2 separate regions of the Homo sapiens genome follow, and region 2 is linked to region 1. A link is an interaction called in ENCODE POLR2A ChIA-PET data of the cell type or tissue named here. Cell type or tissue: GM12878. All regions are shown on one strand. Each heading gives the region's core, and the rest is flanking DNA. Links, peaks and the distances in the headings are about the cores only.

Region 1 (2,917 bases), core at 266-2,765:
AGATTCTGTCCTTGATAGGACTCACAGTTATGTCATAAAAGGAAAGACATCATTTCTTCCACGTTATTGATAATAGTAGCAGTATCTTCCAGGGGCTATAAAATAGGCATAGATAATAACAAATTTATAGTTAAAAAAAAACCCCAAACCTTCAAAATACTAAAAACTGGTATGTTTTATAGACAGGTATGAGTTCACAGATTTAAACACTAAGAATCTCTTCTCTTTGACCATTATTGGGTGGAAATGTTTCTAGAATTTATTATACACTTCCCTGCCTTCTTAAGTAGAAACATGTTGAGATATTTTTCTTGATGATTCAAGGACGTGGATTACTATATTGCGCTCTAAAACAATGACATCCCATTCAGGTATATAAAATTGTTCGTTGCAAGACTAAAGACTTAAAAGATTCTGTCTCTTGTCCTCCACTATTTGTATGGGTTTTGTGCAACTAAATAAAAACTATCATGTACCTCTATATTAGTTTGCTAGGGCTGCCTTAACAAAATATCACCAGTGGGTGGCTTAAACAACAGAAATTTATTTTCTCAAAGTTCTGGAGGCTTCAAGTTCAAGATCAATGTGTCTGCAAGCTTCATTTCTTCTGAGGCCTCTCTTGGCTTGCAGATGGCCACCTTCTCACTGTGGCCTCATTTTATCTTAATCACCTCCTTAAAGATGTTATCTATAAATACAGTCACATTTTGAAATACTGAGGGTAGAACTTCGACATAAGAACTTGAGGGAGACGATTTGGCCCATAACAAGGTCTGATGCCCAGATGCTATTAAAGCTCAGGTTCTTAGACATAACTGCATTCAAATTAAGACCATGTCACTTCCGGCTTTGGGACCTAAGTAGAGAAGTTGTTCAACCTATTAATTTCCGTTTCATCCTCTGTAAAGTGAAGACAATGATACCTATATCTCATCAGTTTATTGCAATGCATGGAAATGAATATGTGTAAACATTGCCTGGCACATATAAAGGGTTCAATAAAGATGTTATTTTAAAATAAAATTTTAGTTTGGAATTTTTTAACTATTTATCTTTTTATAACCTGCCATGTCTATTTCCCCATAGCTGTGCCTTTCCCTCTGTAATTTCTTATATTATAGGCTTGAAAACCAGATAATTAAAACTTCTAGAATTAAATGTAAAGGCTCAAAATCAAGACCTGTGAATACAGAGCACAAACATCAGAATATGGGATTTTGGATCTCTCTTCTGGCTAATACAGAGTTTGCTTGTTTAATTTTATGTAAATTCTATAGTAGATATAATTTAGTATTTATTGCACATTTTAGATAAGATAATCACAATGTGAAGTGTAGACTGTCATCATTAAAGGAAAAAAAAAGCAGTGACACAAATTGGATCACAAGTAAGTGGCATCTGAAATAAACATTTGTTTTGAAAGTGGTTGGTGGTGATACATAATTTATTCAATGTTGCATACCACTTAGAACAACAGCACAAAGAAGTCTGAGAAGCTGAACTTTCTTACACAAAGTTTCCCAGAAGAAAGTGAAATATTCAGAATACTCTTAGCGTACCTTTCAAGTATCATTCTGAAGCAGATGTCAGCAAACTTTTTTTGTGAGACAGTAAATATTTTAGGTTTTGTGGCCACATGGTTTCTGTTCAACTATTCAACTCTGCCACCTTAGCCGCTAAGCAGTCATAAATGATACAGAAGCAAACAGGTGTGGCTGCACACCAATAAAACTGTGTTTATGGACAATGAAATTTGATTTTCATAAAACTTGACTGTGTCAGAAAACATTCTTTTTCTTTTTCTTTTTTTTTGTCCCAACCATTTGAAAATATAAAGCCATTCTTAGCTCAGGCAGTACAAAAACAGGTGGTGGGCTAGATTAGGTCCAGGGGCCCTAGTTCGCCCACTTCGTTCTACTCTTCACCCCCCTGCCCCCCCGCCCCCCCGCCCCCCTCGCTTAGACGGAGGAGTCTCGCTCTGCTGCCCAGGTTGGTGTGCAGTGGCGTGATCTTGGCTCACTGCAATCTCCACCTCCCAGGTTCAAGCAATTCTCCTGCCTTAGCCTCCCGAGTAGCTGGGATTACAGGTGTGCACCACCACGCCTGGCTAATTTTGGTATTTTTAGTACAGATGGGGTTTCACCGTGTTGGCCAGGCTGGTCTTGAACTCCTGACTGCGTGATCCACCTGCCTCGGCTTCCCAAAGTGCTGGGATTACAGGCATAAGCCACCGTGTCTGGCCCACTTCACTCTATTCTAAAAGCGCAACAAGTATTTGTTGATGGTAACAACACATTTGTACTACTGAAAATAATTTGACAACTAAGGATCAGTCCAGCATCCCCCACTGCCTCTTCCCATCTTCTTTATTTGAAAACTACCTATGTTGTAGCAGCTCCCTACCTGCCTTAATCAAAAGCCACTGTACACCAAGCCCAATTAAGTTCACTTACTGAACACTTTAACTAGAGTTTCAATGCATCTCTTCATAAATAGGGATAAAGCAGCATCCTGGCTAAAGGCACCAGGGTTACCAATGGCAGGAACAGGGGCCAGGCATGGTGGCTCATGCCTGTAATCCCAGCACTTTGAGAGGCTGAGGTGGGAGACAGCTTAAGGCAACAAGTTTGAGACCAACCCAGGCAACAAAGCAAGACCACGCTCTCCAAAGAAAAATGAAAAAAAAATTGGCCAGGTGCGGTGGTGTGCGCCTGTAGTCCCAGCTCCTCAGGAGGCTGAAGTGGGAGGATCAACTAAGCCCAGGAGTTAGAGGCTGAAGTGACCCACGATAGTGTCACTGCACTCCAGACTGAGTGAGAGAGCGAGACCCTATCTCCAAAAAATAAAAATAAACAAAAAGGAACAGGAACTGAGCTGTCACATGGATCCCACATTTACAAAGCAGCAAAAGGTACTA
Region 2 (2,917 bases), core at 98-2,597, 170 kb after region 1:
CAAAGAATTTATGATCATTTTTAATTATCAGTCAGGATTCAGTAAGGATCTGCAGGTCCTGAGCCACCCACTCTATGTCTGACTTTCCCTCAAAGATACTCGGCTTCCCCCGTGTTTCCACCACTCAGGTGCGCTGTGACCAGGTGGCCTGTATCGTCAATGCCTGCCCCAGTTCAGAACTCCCCCAGGCCTCAAAATGCCAGATTGCCAGTGAGCCAGTGACTCCAGACCCCTCCTAAGGCTGGTTGAATAGGAAAGCAAAACCTTTGCATTCTGTCTGGCCATCAATCCAAGCCCTAACCTGCTTCATTGCTTGGTAGCCTCTTGATTGACTCCCTCTGTTACCCAAAAAAAAAACCGGGGTTCATTTGCCTGGCAAGTAACAAATGCCTCCTTAAGAGAATGCAGGGTTTTTTTAAATCAATTGTTTGTTTGTTTGTTTGAAAGGAGGTCTAATTCTGTCACCCAGGTTAGAGTGCAGTGGTGCAAACTAGTTCACTGAAGCCTTGACCTCCTAGGCTCAAGTGATTCTTTCACCTTGGCCTCCAAAAGTGCTGGGATAACAGGCATGAGCCACTGCACCTGGCCCCATAGGATAATTATTACTTGGTACAAGTAAGGAGTATAAACCAAAAAGTGTCTGAGACAGGTCTCAATCAATTTGGAAGTTTATTTTGCCAAGGTTGGGGACACACCCATGACACAGCCTCGGGAGGTCCTCAGAACATGTACCCAAGGTGGTCTGGCTGCAGCTTGATTTTAGGGAGACATAAGATATCAATCAAGACCTGGTTTGGTCAGGAAAGGTGGAACAACTCTAAGCAGAGGCTTTCAGGTCATAGGTGGACTCAAAGATTTTCTGATGGACAATTGGTTGAAAGAGTGTGTCAAAAGACCTGGAATCAATAGAAGGGAGTGTCTGGATTAAGATAAGGGGTTGTGGAGACCAAAGTTCTTATTTTGCAGATGAAGCTTCCAGGTAGCAGGCCTCAGAAAGAATAGATTGTAAATGCTTGTTATCAGACTTAAAAAGGTACCAGACTCTTAATTTGCTTCTGGATCAGGAAAAAGACCTGGAAAGGGAAGGGGATTCTTTACAGAATGTAGATTTTTCCCCACAAAAGACATCTTTGCAGGGACATTTCAAAGTATATCAAAAAATATATTTTGGGGTAAAATGCTTTGATTTCTTTCAGGGACTGTTATTTTTCATGTTGGTTTCTAATTGCTACAGAGTCTCCTTTTTAAAGTCTCTGTTTTAATGTTAATGCTGGTCATTTGTACCTAAATTCCAAAGAGAGGAGAGTATAATGAGGCAAGTCCAATCACCCATCCCCATCACAGCCTCAACTGGTGTTTCAGGTTAACTTTGGAATACCCTTGGCCAAGAGGGGTCCATCCAGTTGGTTGTGGGAGCTTAGAATTTTATTTTTCGTTCACAGGAGGATGCTGGGGTATGCTCCAAGCCAGTGTCTCCAGGAAGGAAAGTGACAGGAGGGTCTTATGGGGAGATGGAGAGGGGGGAGGGTGTGTCATTGCATGTGGAGGAGGTGTCCCAGTGGCACAGCCACAGTGAGTCATTGAGCCATCACATATGTTGCATGTTATGATAATGAAGCTATAGCTCCTCCCTGGAGTGGAGACTTTAGCATGGTAATGAGGAAACTTCACTTAGGTTTGTCTGTAAATTGCTGGAATCTGTCAGGAGCTGGTTTTCACCAAGTAGGTGACTGCATTCCACACTGGACTTAGGAAGAAACAGACTGCAGGGCAGGAAGCTGTAAAACAGGCTGATTGCTCAAATCGATTAAATTTCTATAATTGCTGGAGATCCTCCCTGTCTGCTTATACCTCCTCTACTTTTGATGATGGAAAAAACAAATTCTGCCAAAATGTATTTAAAGAGGTTTATTCTAAGCCAGTATGAGTGACAGAGGCCTGGACTACACAATCTCAAGAAGTTCTGAGAAAGTGTCCCCAAAGTGGTCAGGTTATGACCTGGTTTTATACATTACAAGGAGATGGGAATTTCAGGTAAAACCACAAATCAGTATGTGGAAGACATACTTTGGTTTGGTCGAAAAAGGCAGGACACCTAAGCAGAAGTTTGCAAGGCATAGGTGAGTTTTAGGAAATCTTTAGTTGACAATTGGTTGAAAGAGTTAAGCTATTGTTTAAAGGCTTGAAATTAGGAGAAAGGAATGCCTGAGTTAAGGTAAGGAGGTTGTGGGGGCCAAGGTTCTTATTATGTAGGTGAAGCCTCATAGGTGGTGGCCCTCAGAGAGAACTGATGGTACATGTTTCTTTTCAGACTTTTAAAAGTGTCAGACTCTCAATCTCTCCTAGATCTGGGAAAGACATAGAAAAGGGAAAGATGGCTGCATTAATGGAGATTATTGATAGATAATAATTTTCCCTACCTCAGTCTGCTGGCCTTGCAGCAGTCATTTCAAAATATGTCAAAGAAATATATTTGAGGGTAAAATATTTTGATTTATCTTATGATCTGCAGTCATGTGATGCTATACCAGAATCAGCTTGGAAAGTAAGCCACATTATATAGGGTTAATAAAATCCCATCTAAAGAGATGTTATGATTTGTAGGGCATGACTCCCCAGACCACTTAGATAGCAATTTGGGCAAGAGAAAAAATAAAAGATCAGAGTTTAGTCCTCACTTTAAATCAATCTCATTTTCCCACATTCCTCCTCAACCCATTCTATACCCATTCCCCTCGTCTGCTAGGAGCACCCCACCTCCATCCCCTGACCTTCAGCCTCCCGCTGCACCTGATTTTTCTCTGTGGACTCCTCTCTTAGTCTCAGACTTCATCGTAATGTTCCTAGTGTGGATACTTGCAATGCTTTTTAACATAACAATGAGGACACCTTGAAGATAAAGGTACTTGTTGACTTG

Evidence for each region. ChIA-PET counts read pairs that join two places held together with the same protein. Peaks named below come from ENCODE experiments on the same cell type or tissue, not always from the same donor. Only the 100,000 strongest peaks of a DNase experiment are listed, where the experiment ranks them.
Region 2: POLR2A ChIA-PET joins it to region 1 with 18 read pairs; 3 of 35 experiments call an interaction of 5 or more read pairs at or near these places.

The regions. Positions count from the first base shown.
Region 1 is chr1:233,618,955-233,621,871 of GRCh38, reverse strand. All of the region lies in intron 1 of KCNK1 (potassium two pore domain channel subfamily K member 1), which reads right to left. Among named protein-coding and RNA genes, the nearest start is that of MIR4427, 3.7 kb to the left of the region's middle. In GM12878, for the core only: no CTCF peak of the experiment used is centred there; a DNase peak (open chromatin) is centred at 1,581.
Region 2 is chr1:233,451,607-233,454,523 of GRCh38, reverse strand. No RefSeq gene overlaps it. Among named protein-coding and RNA genes, the nearest start is that of MAP3K21, 130 kb to the right of the region's middle. In GM12878, for the core only: no CTCF peak of the experiment used is centred there; no DNase peak of the experiment used is centred there.